Regions from separate parts of the Homo sapiens genome. Here region 2 is linked to region 1. Evidence: read pairs that join two places in POLR2A ChIA-PET (ENCODE). Cell type or tissue: PC-9. All regions are shown on one strand. Each heading gives the region's core, and the rest is flanking DNA. Links, peaks and the distances in the headings are about the cores only. Region 1 overlaps MAPKAP1 (MAPK associated protein 1). Region 2 overlaps MAPKAP1 (MAPK associated protein 1).

What was found. ChIA-PET counts read pairs that join two places held together with the same protein. Peaks named below come from ENCODE experiments on the same cell type or tissue, not always from the same donor. Only the 100,000 strongest peaks of a DNase experiment are listed, where the experiment ranks them.
Region 2: POLR2A ChIA-PET joins it to region 1 with 7 read pairs; 2 of 35 experiments call an interaction of 5 or more read pairs at or near these places.

The regions. Positions count from the first base shown.
Region 1 is chr9:125,606,029-125,615,231 of GRCh38, forward strand. The region is part of intron 4 of MAPKAP1 (MAPK associated protein 1); the gene reads right to left. Among named protein-coding and RNA genes, the nearest start is that of MAPKAP1, 97 kb to the right of the region's middle. In PC-9, for the core only: no CTCF peak of the experiment used is centred there; no DNase peak of the experiment used is centred there.
Region 2 is chr9:125,508,282-125,517,484 of GRCh38, forward strand. All of the region lies in intron 7 of MAPKAP1 (MAPK associated protein 1), which reads right to left. It also overlaps the pseudogene RN7SL30P. Among named protein-coding and RNA genes, the nearest start is that of MAPKAP1, 190 kb to the right of the region's middle. In PC-9, for the core only: no CTCF peak of the experiment used is centred there; DNase peaks (open chromatin) are centred at 3,700 and 5,460; H3K4me3 peaks cover 1,426 bases; H3K27ac peaks cover 2,111 bases.

The sequences.
Region 1 (9,203 bases), core at 4,204-9,203:
TTTAGCAGCTAGCATATTTTATAAGACGATAATTCCTCTGAAAGCAAATTAAACTTAGAAATAATTTTTAGTGCCAGAAAAAAAAATCAAATGGGAATATTTCAAGAACCCAATTTCCTTCAGGAAATACATTAAGTGGTCTCCTAATCTTTTAAACTTCATTATGTTTAGAGGAAGGCAGGGAGGGAAGAAGGGCATAGGGAGGCGGGGGGAAGAAAGAAGGAAAAGAAAAGGGTTAAAGAAAAAGGAAAAGAGTATATGGGAAAAATTCAGCAGGGATAACATACCAAAATATGCTCTAAATTATTCTGCAGAAAGGGCTGTCCTCATATCCCTTCTTTAAGATTTCTATGAATGGGAAGAAGAAATGGGGTATAGTAGAAAAGACCTAGACCCTTAAGCAAGATTGACTCTGACAGGTATTGTGCCTTTCTCTAAGTCATGTGATCCCATTTACCCTCAGTTTCCTCCCCTATAAAGGATTTTAGCCCCTATCTTCAATATTATAGGGAAACTGAGATACTGTCCTCGCACATTCCCTGAATAGAGCAGATGCTCAAATATTATGGCCATGAGAAACTGCACCAGACAATGAAAACTGGGTTGAAGGCAGAGTCTAGGTTCTTTGTTTTCATTCTCTACATGCCTTTCTGAAAGAGCCAAGGTGATTGTAGCCAACACTGCAGATGCTGTGCTCTTGATGCGAAAAGGAGAGACAAAAGCACAAAAGGTTCATCAACACAGGACAGCCACATTATGTTCACCCTACTGAAGAAAACCCGAATCTTCTACAATCGAGAAGAAACAGTGTAGTTTCTCTGACTTTCATGGAGCTAGGGGCATGGAGCTAGGGGAGGGTATGTCTGAGACGGCTCATGGGTAGAAAGTGGAAAGCAAATAAATGCGCTTTGGATTGGAGAGACCTAGGTCTGAATTCCAGCTTCACTACTTACTAGTTGTGTAACCTCAGGCAAGTCTGTTCATCTTTCTAAGCCTCAGTTTCCCCATGCCAAAACTGGAATAATATTACATACTTTAAAGGGAAGCTTGAAAGAATGAATGAAATGGCATAGTAGATACTCTGGCATACAGCAAACACTCCAATAGTTTCTATTACATTAAACTGAATCATATGAAACTGCTGATAATCACTTATGACCTACAAAAATTGCAATTTCATAGGGTTTCAACAAATATTATAGCGACTGAAACAATAAATATCATGGGCTGGAGAAATAACTGAGAATTCTCAAAAATAAAATGAACTACACTCCTATCAAAGGAAGACAAGCAAGATATAAAGGGTGTTTTTCAAAGACTGGCTCTTCATTCCAACACTACAGCAGCTAATATTTATCAAACACTATAGGTCAGATATCACCCCATACATTTGACATCCATATTAGCTTATGTAATCTCAAACAACTCTGAGTTAGATTCAACAATTATTTCTATTTTAGAGTTGAAATGGAAGCTTGCAGAAATGAAGCAACATGCCCAAAGTTACACAGCTAGTGAAGCGAGGATGCTAACTGGGGATGTCTAACTCCAGAGTCTGAGTTCTTACTCATCACTTAAAATTGCCTTCCCCACTGCAAAGTCGCTTACTTTGCTTTTATTTTTTATTTATTTATTATATATTTTTTGAGACAGTGTCTTGCTCTGTCACCAGGCTGGAGTGCAGTGGCACGATCTCGGCTCACTGCAACCTCCGCCTCCCGGGTTCAAGCGATTCTCCTGCCTCAGCCTCCCAAGTAGCTGGGACTACAGGCATGTGCCACCACACCCAGCTAATTTTTGTATTTTTAGTAGAGACGGGGTTTCACCATGTTGGCCAGGATGGGCTTGATCTCTTGACCTTGTGATCTGCCTGCCTTGGCCTCCCAAAGTGACTTTGCTTTTAATAAGACTGTATGGGGGCAAAGAGCAAACAAGTTACAAATCAACTTGTGGGCTTCCGAAGGATGGCCATGTCAATGGGCAGACAGGCACCAGCAGGGAGGGTATGTCACGCCAGCGCCTGTAGTGACTGGGAGGATGATGCATCCAACAGTCCCACTGCAACCATGGCACTCTAGGGTTCTACTTACCCCATGTCATAGTGTTATTAGAAAAAGAAAAAAAGAATAGTAGCAGACATGCTTCGAAGTTTCCAGAAAAGTCCTGAAGTTTTAATCAAATAGCTGCTGTGTTCCCATTATGTTACAGTCAAGCCTTTTCACAATGTGACAAAGGAAGCAAAGCTTTTTATTTATTTGTTAGTCTGATCATTTATTTATTTATGTTCACATCTCTTGCTTCCTGAATCCTTTGATGTAAACAGTGAACAAGCCATCATAGCAAGGGAAATGGCACTGACAGTGGATGCTCTGAATCCACTCCCTTTAAAAAGAGAATTCAAGTCAAGAAAACCCCCAAATGCCAGGCTTTCAAAGCCAAAATTCTAAAAGCCATCACATTTGCATTTAGGGCTTCTTGGGGCCGCCGCTGTGGCACCAAAATCCACCAAAGATAAAGAAGATATTTGTACTAAGTTGGGAAAGTGGAGACATCAGCATTTCCGCCTTCAGACCATTATTCCTGCTCTCCAGACAGCACCTGATAAAGCATCTGGAGTGTTTTGTCTTCTGCGCAGCCACTGCTTTTCCGACGCCTGCGCTCAGGGGTTTCCCTGGGGTTTCCTTTCCAACAATTGCACAGAGACTCTGAGAGGAGCCCAAACCGGCTGCCTTAACCTTCCAGTAAACCGCTATTTCCACAGAGGATTAAATCAAACGTTTCAAATAAGCCAATTTCCTTTACTAAAAAACCAAAATGACAATATTAGTACCAAGAGAAATATACAAAGATGATGAATAAGACATACTTCTCCTGTCTTTGGGCATGCAAAAAAATAGAGAGCAAAAGGTTAGATGGAGGTGGGTTACACAATTCCCTCTTATTTCCAATACTGCCCTACAGTGGAGCCTAACTAAGAAGATACACAAGAATTAGACTGAGTCATATCAAGAGGGAGAGAAAAAAACCTAAATGCTTATACTACCTGAAACATGCTGATGTTTCATGTTATATATTTTTAAATTCCTGTTAATTGTAAATTTGTCTATTAAAAATGCAACTGTGTCATTTTTTAATTAGGTACTTCCAGAATTCTGGGGATGCAAAATGGTTACTTGCTGAACTGATGGGAATGAAAATTCCTATCTTTGAGGTCTCTATAGAAGGGAACAAGTTTCCTTCCCCTAAAGTACCCAAAGCAGCTCCCTTGAACCACAGCAAGTGGGAACTTCCTTTGACCCAAAGGGGTAGGGATATATATGCTCAACTAAATGAACAGGACATATACAAAAAAGAGCTGGAACAGAAAAAATCCTTAAGAAATCCCACTCTCGGAATGCTAAGGGAAGCAGACAGCCTCTGGCTTTGTTTCACCTGCCAAGCTTCTTTATTTATTTGTTTGTTTGTTTGTTTTTAAGAAAGAGTATGTTGTTTATTTGTCTTTAAGAAAGAGTCTCACTATGTTGCCCAGGTTGGTCTTGAACTCCCGAGCTCAAGTGATCCCCTTGCCTCTGCCTCCTGAATAGCTAACTCAGGCACTTGTCACCGGGCCTGGCCTGCCAAGCTTCATCCTGTTTTCCTCATTTTCTGACCCTGAGTGCCTTTCTCGTTTTTCTCTTTTTGGTAGTTTTGGTAGTTTCTCCCAAACCCACATTCAATTTTACACTACTCCATGTACAATGTGAGATGTTTCACATTTAACACTCTATTAACAGCATCTTGAACATTTCTGGAAAGAGAATAACTAAAATTAAAAATGGCTACCATTTACTCTGTGCCTGGCACTGGGCTGAGTGTGCCACATAAATTCTCTCTTTTGATCTTCAAAACAGCCCCCACTTACCCTATTTTACAGATAAACTGCTAAGAGGTGAAAGAAATTGTTAAAGGTCACACAGCCAGTAAGATAACTCAGATGGAAACCCGCCTCTGACTGACTCAAAAGACCACAATCTTAACTTGACAACAATTCTTCCCAAAACCAATATATTTGAAAAGCTTTTTTGGAGGGAAAGTTCTTATTTGAAAAAACATCTTCTTACATTTTGAATCAACATTTGCATGAAATAAAGAGCCATGATATGTGTAAACACAAACTCTTTCTCTTCATTCTGTAATATATATTCCTCTCCCACAGCATTTAATACAACACACTAAAAACTATTTTACTATAGGACTTGTATTTCAACCATATGGCAAAGTATGTATCCTGACCAACCCTCAAACAGAAAACAGTTAAACATATTTATGAAATATAAAAAGAGCTATTTTATCTGACTCAATACACTGGTTGGCAACTTTTTAAGGCAATCACAAAAGCACAAAGACTAAGTGAAAAGAGAATCTAGAATGAAAAACAGAACATAATTTTGCCTTAATGATGGTACTTGCCAAACAAGGTGACATGAAGTGTCAGTTTTCTTGGTCAGCAGGCTATAGGGAACAGTCTATCTATAACCTATAATAAGACCGTGATACCCTCCTCACAACCCACCACCACCAAAGACCTACATGTGAGAGTAAATTAGAATTAAGGTTTCCCGACTGACCTCCAGCAAGGTAAAACTGCCTGTCTTCCCCCAAAATTATTTTCTTCCTCAGACTTTATAAACATAAACGAACCTTCATATGAAATTTCTATCCCAAATTCGTATTATTTGATGGACCAGAAAGATTTTAAGCCAAGAATTTAAAGTGGTCCTGAGGTGGTAGTGCCCCCAGGTTCTAGGTAGAAGCAAACGCAGATCCTATTGGGAAAAACCTAAATGACTCAAATAATTCCAACAGAAAAATTTGCAAGAAATAATTTGTTCTATCTCCAAATCACAAAACATAGAAGGCATCATGAAATAGGCCCAGAAAGACTGGAGTTAACAGTATGATCAGAAGCAAAATATAAAATAAATGTGTAAGCAAAAATGTGGAGTAAGTGCAAGAGACTATAAAAGATTATCCAAGGTGTGATATATTATGGTTGAGTAGGAGAATGTCGCTAGGAGTGAATGTCAACTTTTAAAGATTAAATAAAGCATAAATAAAGCAAATATGACAAAATGTTAACAATTACTGAATACAGGTGCTACACATAAGGGTGCTCACTGAACTTTTACTAATAAAATTACTACACTTTTCGTAATAGTTTTTTAAATTACCAAGCAGATTTTTACAAGATCAAAATCAGACTTCTAGAAATTAAAAATACAACAACTAAAATTGGAAATGCAACATATGGGTTCCACAGCTGAGGAGAGAATCTGTTAGGAAGATATGAGTTGAAGAAATTACCTAGAATGCAACCCAAAGAGACACAGAGATAGGAAATAAGAAAGAGAAATTAAGAGATGAGAAGGATAAAATAACACATTCTGATAGGTGTAGCTAGAGTTTCAGAAGAAGAGAAAAGAATAACTGGTTCGGAGGCAATGTCTGAAAAGACAGTGGCTGAGAATTTTCCAGAATGATGAAAGACACTAATATGCAGATTCAGAAAGCCCAATGAATGCAAAAGAAGAAAAATAGGAAAGAAGATCTGTATCTTAAAACATCAAAATGAAATTGCATCTATACCAGACAAATATCAACCAAATGGAGCAGGTGTAACTATTTGAAAGGGAGGAAAACTTCACTAGAGTTAATCACAAATGACAAATGGTTCAATTCACCAGGAAAAAATAGCAATTCTGAAATTGTGTGAACATAAAAGCATAACATCACAATATACAAAGAAAAAATAGTCACAATTAACAAGAAAAAATGGACAGTCTATCAACAGCAGGAAATTCAAGCGTATTTCTGTCTAACTGATGGCTTGGACAAAAATATCTGTAAAGAAAATTTTAACAGATTTACAGATTGAGTATCCCCTATTCAAAATTATTGGGACCAGGAGTGTTTCATATTTAAGATTCTGAAATATTTACACTATACTTATTGGTTGAGTAACCCTAATCCAAAAATCCAAAATGTAATATGCTCCAATGAGCATTTCCTTTGATCATGCTCCAAAGGAAATGCTTGTTTCTAAATATTTTCTGATTTCTGTTATTTTTTGATACATGAGTTACTTATAAGCGCTCAAAAAGTTTTAGATTTTGGAGCATTTTAAACTTCAGATTTTCAGAGTAAGAATGCTCAACCTGTAACAGTCTTGACCTAATGACAATATTTAGAATATTGCAACCAACAGCAGCTAAAATCACATTCTTTCCAAGTTCACATATAATATTTATAAAAGGTGACCTATATTAATGGGCATACAGCCATGCTCAACGAATTTCAAATAACTGGTAGTGTCACAGCTTCTGTACAAATTCTTTTAGTTTTTTTTTAAATTTAAAATTTTTATGTTAGCTCTTTAATGGGGGGCGGCATGTGGAGTAAGATTGGAAATTAAACTTATCTACTAACAATCAGTTGTTGTAGAACCACAATAAACTGAGTTCCTAAACGCACTGTCTATTTCCTGATTCCCTATTCTTTCTGAAGCCATCTGTCCTGCAGTGTTTTTGAACAGGCCAGCATTCATGTACAAATCTTTATGTGAATGAACTTATGTTTTTAATTCTGTTGGGTAAATAGAGGCTCTATCAATTAAGAGATCCTGATTCCCAAAGGGAGAACACTTCCACTGGGAGACACAGCAGAAGTACCACTAAATGTTAAAACTATGGCTGCAGCCCAGGTTCCTCATGCCAAGGGACATCAGGCAAGAAGGAAAGTCACCATCCTCACAGGAGTGACTGACACTCATCAAAAGAACATGAGGCTGTTACACAATGGAGGCAGGAAGAAACACATCTAGCCAGTAAATCCATTGGGGTATCTTATTACTTTTACCCAATTTTAGTGGTTAATGGACAAATGAAGCAGCTACATCCTGAGAAAGGTAAACAGAGGCTTGGGCCCTCAGACATAAGGATCTGGGTCATCATACCATTTAAGACCTAGACCAGCCAAGATGCTAACTAACCAAGGTTGACAGGACTAGAATAAATACTTGAAGAGACAGATGAGTGTTAGTCATGACCTCAAGACCAGTGGTAGAAACAGGACTGTAGATCATTATACTAACCCTCTTTGTATAAATTTCCCCAAAGAAACGAAGTCCAACGCAGACCTGAAGGTGTGCTCCCAGAACTTAACATGAAGCCAGTAAACCCAAGCAGCACCAAGGGTGGACTGTACCACCCAGATTCCCTCTTTTCAGGAATAAAGCGCATATTTCCCAACTGCTGGAAGGAATGCTGGCTGATGGCTATCAGCTGTTAGTCCTTTCCTGCAATTGTGCTGGCTGACAGAGTCACCTTGCCAAGACTGCACCTCCTTCTCACGACACTCAGAATCCAATGATAGGTTAGATGCAAGAATGTAAGAGGCCTGACCCCCTTACCCTAACTTGGGACAACTGTGAAGGTCCATCCAGCTGCAGAGTACTCCATGGTGTCAGGTGAGGCCTTGTTACGACTGCATCACAGTCCCAACTCCTCCCTCTACCCAATTCTGTTTTCCTCCCTTTTCCACACAGATGCTAATCCAGAAAACACTCCCTAATACATTTCCTGCATGTTAATCTCCATTTCAGAGACTGCTTCCCAGGAGAACCCAACCTGTGACAACAATAGTTTACTTTTATTAGCAGGTTCCGCCAAACATTCAAAGAACAGATAATGCTAGAATTACCCATACTATTTAACCTTACTGAAAAAGAGCAATTTCTTTTTTTTTTTTTTAAGACGGAGTCTCGCTCTGTCACCCAAGCTGGAGTGCAGTGGCGCGATCTCAGCTCACTGCAAGCTCCGCCTCCCAGGTTCACGCCATTCTCCTGCCTCATCCTCCCCAGTAGCTGGGACTACAGGCGCCCGCCACCACGCTCGGCTAATTTTTTGTATTTTTTAATAGAGACGGGGTTTCACCATGTTAGCCAGGATGGTCTTGATCTCCTGACCTCGTGATCCACCCGCCTCGGCCTCCCAAAGTGCTGGGATTACAGGCGTGAGCCACCAGGCCCGGCCAAAAAAGAGCAATTTCTAAATCACTTTATAAGGTTAGAAAAACCTCCATATCCAAACCTGAGAGTGTAAGAGAATAATCTTACAGGCCAGGTTTACTTGTGAACAAAGATCCTAAATAAATATTAGCAAACCAACCCAGCAAGATATAAAAACTAGAATATTTGATGACCAAAGCTGAGTTTATTGTATCAAATACTAGGTTGGTTTAACATAAGATGATAAATCAATATAATAATCATATTAAAGCTAGGCGTGATGGCTCATACTTGTAATCCCAGCACTTTGGGAGCCCAAGGTGGGCAGATCACCTGAGGTCAGGAGTTCGAGACCAGCCTGGCCAACATGGTGAAACCCTGTCTCCACTAAAAACACAAAACTTAGCCGGGTGTGGTAGCAGGCGCCTGTAATCCCAGCTACTTGGGAGGCTAGGGCAGGGAGAATCACTTGAACCCTGGAAGTGGAGGTTGCAGTGAGCCAAGATCGCGCCATTGCACTCCAGCTTTGAGCAACAGAGTGAGACTCCGTCTCAAAATATAATAATAATAATAATCATATTAAGAGATTAAGGAGAAAAATCATATGGTAGTATAGGTAAATTCAGTATATTCAACATTCAGTACAGTTGAATGTACATGATTTAAAAAGTAATAATTATTGTAGCTAACTAGGAACAGAAAGGACTTTTATTAACCCAACATAGAACATCTGCTAAAATAGGAAATATCCTAAATGGTGAAATATTGGAAACATTTCCTTTGATATCAGAAGCAAGACAATTTCTTTTCAACATGGTATTGTGAAGCAATAAAAAGAATTTTTTAAATTTTCAGCTCTGTAAAGCAAGAAAAATAAAGTATAAGGATTAGAAATAAAACTATCATTATTTGCAAATGACCAACTACACAGAAAACCAAAAAAGGTATAAGTTAATGGAAGTTATAGGAGTTTATTAAGGTTACTGACATTAAATCAATGTCAAAGAAATCAACTACATTTCTATATACCAGCAACAAACCGGAAGACACTATAATTTAAATAAAATCTTGAAAGTAGAATTTAAAAATATATTTAATAATAGGTATATGTGAATCAATCTAACAACAATGACAAACTATATATATATATGACTTCCAT
Region 2 (9,203 bases), core at 2,593-7,592, 99 kb before region 1:
TCTGGTATTGATCAGTGGATGCTGGCACGTAATACTGGGTAGAAGGAATCTCAGAAAGCTGAACCTTAAGAAAACAGCTGTGGGCCCCTTTAGTCTAGCAGAGGAAAGGGAGTTACCCCTGAACCTGGAGGGCTGCTTTCTAAGATAATGGCCTATTAAACAATCTCTGACTGTTCCTATCTCCAAAATCTCCCAGCAACACAGTGTGCAGAAGCAACTGACATCCACTTCTATAAATTTACAGTGAAATCTGGGTATAAAGTTTAGCTGTAATAATTCATTTCCCAGGCTGAGTATGGTGGCTCACATCTGTTATCCCAGCGCTTTGGGGGAGCCAAGGCAGGAGGATCACTTGAGGCCAGGAGTTTGAGGCCAGCCTGGGAAACACAGTGAGCCTTCATCTCTACAAAAAAATTTTTTTAAATTAGCTGGGTGTGGTGGTGCATGCCTGTAGTCCCAGCTACTGGGGAGGCTGAGGTGGATCTCCTGAGCCCAGGGGTTTGAGGCTGCAATGAGCTATGACTGTGCCACTGCACTAGAACCTATCTCCAAAAAAATTTTTAAAAATAATAGCCCAAATTTAGGAACAACCTAGGTCTAATACGGGGACTGATTAAATAAAATATTATGAAATACCATAAAAATATTAAATGTGATGCTACAAAAATATTTAATTTTATAAAACATGTTTATAATATGCTACTTTATGAAAGCAGCAAATTACAGCACATTTTAAATTATAATTATAAAAATACAAATTATAATTTTTAAAATATAATAGCAGAGTGGAGTGACTATAGTTACCAACAATGTACTATATATTTCAAAACAAGCTAGAATAGTGGACATGAAATGTTCCCAGTGTATAGAAATGATAAATACCCCAGGTGGTACCCAAATACCCTGACTTGATCATTACACATTCTATGAATGTAACAAAATATCACGTGTACTCCACAGATATATATAAACATTATGTATGAATTTTAAAAAGGTAAATCTAAGCAAAAAATATGTAAAGGAATAGAGGAAAAAAGACTAGGAGGTTATTCCTAAAATGTGAATAGTAGTTATAATTGATAGTGGAATTAATAATTGTTTTTATTTTTGCTTTGTGTTTTTTTGTATTTTTCAAATTTGCTATAATAAATGAAGGCCACTTTTGTAATTTAAAAACACCAGATAAACTTAAAAGTTCTCCAATTTCTTACTATGACATCTTTTTGAGGCTACTATAATTAGCACACATTGTGGCATCTCCAATGGGTCATTCACATGCAGTAATTTAATCAAAAGCAGACACGATCTGTTTATGTAGACATATTTTCATGTGAAGCAACCGTGCACCCTGGCATGTGTACTCTGAGAGCAGTGCACAGACTGTCGGGCTTCTCAAGCTGTCAGGCTACCTGACAGCTGGATTATATATAAGCTACCACTTTCCTGATTACTGGGAACTAAGGCCTGGCTGCATCAGGAGGAATTTCAGGCCGGTCTCCTTTGCACATTTTTTCCTACCAGTCTTTGCAGCTGCCTGGGAAACGTGGATCAGGGAAAACAGGGGAGTCAGGGAGTACCAGGAAGGATCCCTTATCCCTGAAGACAACTCCCTGCCCCACTCTCAAAGCCATAAATGCCATCATCTGACATTCATTTTATTTCTTGGATCTTGCAGATATTTCTATTAAAATTAGTTTTCTGAAAGTAGCTTCTTGGACTTTGTCCTATGAAGCCTAGCATGTTGATGACTTTAATACATGCTTATTATGTGCCAAGCATGCTATATACCTTACCTTATTGAATCCTCACAGTAACCCCCAGAGGCAGATATATTAGCCCCAGTTTACAGATTGGGATGCTGGTGAAGTAACTTGCCCAAGATCACAAAGGTAAAAAGTAGGAAGGGGGAAAAATGAAACCCATGGGGGTCTTCTGGCTCTAAAGCTAGTCTGCCTTGAACCCTCCTTCCTCCTGCAAACTACAAATTACTGGCCAATTATAAAAAGGCCATAGTTTATACCATAAATAAAGGTTTCTGTAGATTTGTGGATTCATCTAGAATCTGAATCACTTAACTTCTATAAATTCAAAATGAAAATGATCTGAAACTATTTATTCCAACAAACCCACACATACCAAGTATTTCATGCTCTGGCTGCCTTCTGAGTCCATGGTAGTACCATTCCCTCTTACGAAGACATGACCAGACATGATCACCTTGTCTTTCTATCCATCCAGGAAGGCCCATCCATCTTTCCTTAGGAATACTGCTAATATTCTACGCTCAGTTTAGTCAGTAACTGAAAATCCGTGTGTTTTCTGCCCTGGGTACTCCCTGCTCATCCATCAAAGCTGAAGAACAACTTGGAAACCCACTTCTGAACTTAGCAAGGGACCAATGGGTAACAACCTGGGGGAAGGCAGGGTGGTTAAGCTGCATATGAAACTCGATATCTAAATCCAAATGGAAAACTGCTTTTTATAAATCTGCATTTCTCTCCATAATCCTCACCTGAATAGTGGATATTTCACAGAGAAAGATTATAGTATTTTACACATTTTCCCTCCAAAAAGGCCAGGATGATAATTTCAGGTCTTACTGTGTAATGAGAGGCAGGGTATATACGAGAGGCAATATAGCCAGGTGGTTAAGGGCATAAACTTGGGGCCCAATTGCCTTGGCCTAAGTCCTGGCCAAGCAATTTTGCTGTATGACTTTGGGCCAACTTAACCTCTCAGTTTTCTTCTTTATAAAACAGGGGATAATAATAGCACCTACCTCACAGGATTGTCTAAAGTTTCAACGAACTAATAGTTGTAAGGCAGTTGGAACAATGTCCAATGCATTAATAGTGTGATTTAAGTATCAGCTATCATCATCACCATCATCATCATCATCATCATCATCATCATCATCATCATCAGACTGTAATAATACTAAGTGATCCTAACAGCATGGACAATCTAACTACCACCATCACAGGCCCTACTATGTGACAAGTGCTGTGCTAGGTCTTTTATGTACAGATCATCTCATTCACTCTTTGGTCACCCTAAGATGTAAAGAGTTTATAAACCCACTTAAGAGAGGAGAAACTGTGATTTATAGAGGTTAAATAACTTGCTCAGTGTCCCTCAGGAACTAGTAGAAGTGAGAGAATTCATACCTAGGACTGCCCAGGCCTGCACTCTCTATATTGCATTATGAACCACAGCATCTCACTCACACAAAGTTCTTAATAAATGCCTGTTGACAGTGAAGATTATGATAACCCAGACCTATATCAAAGTACAGTCTCCATCAAATACTTGTTTAATTTTTAGGAGGCTGACATGGGAGGAAAATAAAAATAGCATCCAAAAGCCATTTCAAAAAGACAAACTGTGAGGTCAATTTCTATGAATATACTTTTTGCCAAAGAAATGATTATATAAAATATAAAGGGCTCTTTCACACTGAACAGGACAAGGTTCTCAAGGCAACATCCACACTTTGGAAAGAGGATTTAAAAAGTCACAGCTGCGCATGAAGCCGCATACCCTCCATTTCACAGCAGAGAGGAACACAAAAGGAAGATTCTGGGAAGCAGTTACTCTGCAGCGACGGGAAAACCTGCTTGGGCATTCCAATGATGTATTTATTGCAGTAATACCATGTCACCGAATGGCCTAGGAACAAAATATTGCTTTGGGCACTTTGGGAGGGTTCCAAGTTATAATACCCAGGCAGGATTTTTATGGGATTTTGTAAACCCGAGGCAAACATCTCAGCACATAAGTTTCAAAGAAAATCTGCAGAATCTGTTGGTTGGTGGCTACATGCTCAGAGCAGCTTCCTCGATCCCTTTAACCCCTAACTGAAACATAAAAGGTTTTAGCATGCAATTCTTTAACAGCTGCTAGCTAGCTGAAAGCTGAAATCCAATGGAAAGCAAGTGCCTGCCAAAGTCCGAAGAGAGGGAAGACACACTGTCGCCTCCATTGCTCTGTGTCTTCTTTCTAGAGACCCGTGGGAGAAACTTCTTTCAGATCCTGGTATCAGGAAAAGCTGTACTTCCCTGGAGCAAAGGGCTTGCTTTTGTATCTTTAGAAAGTTTAACATAAATCTTGTAACTAGCTCCTATCATGTCCCTTTCTCCTTTGCCCATCAGGAAGCTCAGCACTAAATGTTCGTGTGACTATGATGACCTGGACATGCATTTCTCTGCCAGCTCCTCCTCCTGGGGACTCGTAAACTTGTCGTTTAATCTTTATGTTTCTTTTCCTCTCACGTAGTTTATTGGTTCGTATGTATACATATTTTTTTTTTGTTTCTTTTGAGATGGAGTCTTGCTCTGTCGCCCAGGTTGGAGTGCAGTGGCGCAATCTCGGCTCACTGCAAGCTCCGCCTCCCGGGTTCACGCTATTCTCCTGCCTCAGCCTCCCAAGTAGCTGGGACTACAGGCGCCCGCCACCATGCCCGGCTAATTTTTTTGTATTTTTTAGTAGAGACGGGGTTTCACCATGTTAGCCAGGATGGTCTCGATCTCCTGACCTTGTGATCCACCTGTCTCGGCCTCCCAAAGTGCTAGGATTACAGGCGTGAGCCACTGTGCCCAGCCTCGTATGTATATTTTTTTAAGAGGTGGGGTCTCGCTATATTGCCCAGGCTGGAGTGCAGTGGCTGTTCACAGGTGCGATCCCATTACCGATCAGCACAGGCGTTTTGACCTGCACGTTTCCAACATGGGCCGGTTTACCCCTCCTTAGGCAACCTGGTGGTTACCCACTCCCGGGAGCTCACCATACTGATGCTGAACTTAGTGTGGACATCTGATCAGCATAGCGCTGATCTAGGCTGTAGCCCAGAAATCCTGGACTCAAGCAACCCTCCCATATCAGCCTCCTGAGGAGCTGGGACCACAGGTACACACCACTGCACTCAGTGGTTTGTGTATTTTAAAATCTATTATAATAATTCCAAATATTTTTGGGATCAAGGTAGGATATAAGTGAATTAACCTATCATCATCATTGCTGACCATAAGAACAAGTTTGAGAATCACCTGTGCAAGGAAAAATGACAGTCAAAAGCTGAACACTTTCATGGTTATGTCTTCATGTCAACTGTTTTCCATTCACCAATTTAAAGAGCTGCTTTAATCTGAAAGAGCTTCTGGTAGCCAGAAAAAAGCTAAGTGTGAGCAGTAAGAGGAAAGGCTAGACTTGAGCAGAACATCCCTGGTGTTTGTGCCATGAGAGGGAGTAACGCTGCCAGCTATGCATCCTTGGGAAGGAATTTAAACTCATCTGTAAAATAGGGATAACAGAGCTTCCCTCAGAAGGTTGCTGTGAGGATTAAATGAGACAATGCAGGACTTCCCTTAGCAAAGTGCTCGGTCAATGAGAGCTGCTATTATTGCAAATACAGACTGAAACAGAAACCACTGCAATAAGGTTTAGGTAGATCCCTAGCCTATGAGTCACAACAGGCTCACAGCCTTACCAGGGAGGGCACACCGGGGCAGGGAATGCTGGCATCAAAGCGAAAGTCTGTGCTCTTTCCCTCGTGTGTCCAAAGTAGGGGTGCAGGGTGCATATCTATTTAAACAAGCTTGCTTTTAAGCTGCAGACGGCATTTAAGATTAGAGACTTGCTCAGCAGCCAGGATTCCTACAGTTCCCTAGTCTCTCAGGTCCTACAAATATAGTCTAAAAATGACGAGTAAATGTCAGAACCCACAGAACAAACCACGGCAGCACAGATATCAAAGGACACGTGACGCTGGGTCTGAGCTCACATGTCCACCCCACACAGCCTTGGCTTCTTCCACAATGACCTTCCATGGTCCACGTGGGTTCCTCAGTGCCTCCTGGCTTCTGCACGTGCCATTCCCTCTTCCCTCTTCTTCACCTAGCTCTGAGTCCTGCTTCAAGACAACCTGGTTCAGATGTTTCCACCTCAGGGAAGGGGAGGGTGGAGCTACCTGTCCCCTTCTCTGTGCTCCCACACAGCGCCTTGTTCCTACCTTGGTAGGAACACTCATTGGGCTCTTCTATAATTTACCAGCTCAAGCTGCCTCGCTGCCTCCCCCAGCCTCGAGGCAGGGATGAGTAATCTCTGTGCTTGGTGCATTGTTGATGCTCAAAAAATATTCATTAGATGGATGTTTGGATGGTAGTGTAGCATCACATGTCCTTTGATATCTGTGCGATCATGGTTTGTTCTGTGGGTTCTGACATTTACTTGTCATTTTTAGTCAATATTTGTAGGACCTGAGAGACTGAGGAACTGTGAATCCTGGCTGCCGAGCAAGTCTCTAATCTTAAATGCTGCCTATAGCTTAAAAGCAAGCTTGTTCAAGGAGGAGCTGAGGCTGAGAAGCTTGGCCCAGATTGTTGGTCAAGATTTGGATTTTCTCTCATATGCAACAGGTGCTAACAGAGCAGGAAAGTGACACAATCAGCTTTATATTTTGGTGAGATTCTTCTGGTGGCACTGCTGACAATGGGCTGGAGACTTATGGCAGGAAGACCCATTCCAGGAGGATCGTGCCAAGCCTTGACTACTCTATGGCAGGGGCTGACTGAATCTGCGTTCCTCACTGAGCCAAAGCCACTACGCTGATGCCGTCCGTATCAGAGCTCGGACCCAACATCAGCTATGCTAAAATGTCTGCATTTAGTGTCAGCTCCATCGCTTATAACTCTTCCTCCAGAGGCAACTATAATCATTTTCTGCTTGATCTTAATATAAGCACTGAACTATATTCAAGTGACAACCGCTGTAGCTTATACCCCCTCTGAGGCTCAGATTGGATAGTTTGGAATTTAAATAATAAAAAAGGAACAAGCTGACATGACAATAAGGTCACACTTTAGCCTCTTCTGAGCCAATACACCATTTGCTCTCTGTGAAACAGCTGAATATAATCAAATTAAATACAATTCCTATTACAAAAGAAGAAAGACCAAGGCTGTTCCAATAAACCAATTCTCCTGCCTAGTTAAACTGCAAAACCTTCAGGAAAGGTTTTGAAAGCATGACCCATCAGTTCTAATTTTTAAAACTTATCCTTTCAGTCAACACTAGAAAAAGGCCCATTCCAACTTTTATCTTTGCTACAAAGTGCTGTTATCTTGGCTTGATGTCAGGAGCTCTATCTCTCTTTCTGCTGACAAGCAGAGACGAGAAAGATAAGATTGGAAACGAATCTCACTTCTCTGAGTAAATAAATAATCAATACTCATCTAAATGTAAATGAGAAGGTAGCCCCCTCTGATAACAGCACTCTTATCAGAGAGCCAATTTTCTTCAGACATTTGGCCTCAACCAAATCACCATCATTCAGCCCCAGCCTAATGGCAAAAAATCGTAACTAAATTGAACCGATCACCAGAGATCAACTAAGTTCGGCCCTGGCCACTTCAGGTTCAAATGTTTGGGAATGCAATTTTGCCCCCATTAACTTTCAATAGCAATGAAGAACAGACTGGTCAAGGGGCCAGTCGGTGCAATAAACAAAGCCCAGCAAGGGGGCCGGCCAGAAGATGAGGAGGAGTGGGCTTCAGTGTTTAAACAACAACAGTGCCATCATGGAAGCAAGCCCCAAAACTGTGAAGGGAAGGCCGCTTCTGTGGGCTGAGTAGATGGCACTCTTTCCTCTATCTAAGGCTTGGCTGAAACTGAGAAGACATTTAATTTGGCGAATGATGATGATGATTAAAGTTTATTAAAACAAATATAAAGAAAAAAGATATTAAAAAGCTACTGTAGCTAAAAATAACCTAAGGTTCAAATGATCAATTTCCTCCAACTAATTTGTCTCAGACTTACATCTGACCCAGCAGTGCCGCACTGACCTGATTTTACTGAAAGAAGACGCCGTCTACAAGACAAATCACTTTCAAACCACTGCACTGGGGTTTCCATTTCTTTGCTGCAAGACTCAATTCACTGCTGATGAGAGTATTGGGGAAATTATGACCATTATTGATAGGACAGCAAAACCACTTTCACACAGCAGTCTTCAAGTCGACAGAAAGCTTGCACTAGACCATTAATGAAGGTGTCAGCTAAAACCAGAAATTAAAGACAAAGACTGGAAGAGGCCTAATTTTTAGAGCATGTTAAGGACACCAGACACATAGAAGCGGCAGCCATTCATCCCCTTAAGAGTAACAGAGCCTAAATAAGGATAAGCAGAAGAAAGGGCTACTCTACTTATGATTAGGGAAAGAAAATGCTTTTTTTCTTGCCTGGCCTTGGAGTTCCAAGGCCACAGGCTCTCAATATTATCAGCTCACAATCTTCATCAGCCAAAGGAGGAGATGTTTGGTGTGAGACAGAACTACCCAATGTTTTACAATCTCTATTGCTGCTGTGAGCATCTAATCCTAGAAGGCAGATGTGTGGCAGTTGGAGTGTGGGTTCTGGAGTCAAAAAGACTTGGATTGAAATCCTGGCTCTTTTACAAGTTATGCGACTCTGGGCAAGTTAGTGGATCTAAACCTTCATGGAGTAATTCCACAGATTATGTGTAACACAATGCCTAGCACATAAGTACTTAATAAATGTCAGTTATATTGCTACACAAATTTGACAAAATCATCAACTTGCCCTTTTTGAAAACAAGTCAAATATTGCTTCATTCCTGGACTATAATAACAGCATCAGCAACTGACATGGAGGACTTTCCTGGCCCTTAACAACGTGCTTTCCATGCATTTGCTTTCCGCATCTTCATAAAACTCTATGCGGTAGGCCCTACAATAATCCCACTTTACAGAGGAGGAAAATAAACCATGGAGTGGTTAAGTCATGTACCCACGGTGAGGCCAGGACGAGAATGCAAGTTTTTCCAATTCCAAAGCCTGTGCTCTTCACCACTCTGCTCTGCTGTATCCCATAAAGAACAGTATAGGTTTTGATCTTTGGGTTAAAAAAAAAGAATTGTAAGGTTTAGATGATTTATCAGTTCAGAAAGGAGTAAAGATGCTGTGTGGGAGACCAGGCAGCAGGGAAGAGTAGGAAGTTGATCTTGAGGGGGTCAAAACTGAGAGTCCATCAACCCTCACAGCAGGCGTGTCACATGAACACCAGCTGCTTGCCCTGATTTTTCCAGGGTTGGGGTGGGGGTTCTTTTTCTAAGTTAAGTGATTTACAGACTTACTGCCTCAATCCACAGTTCTGAAAGTGTGATTTCTTTAGGGTTTAACTATACC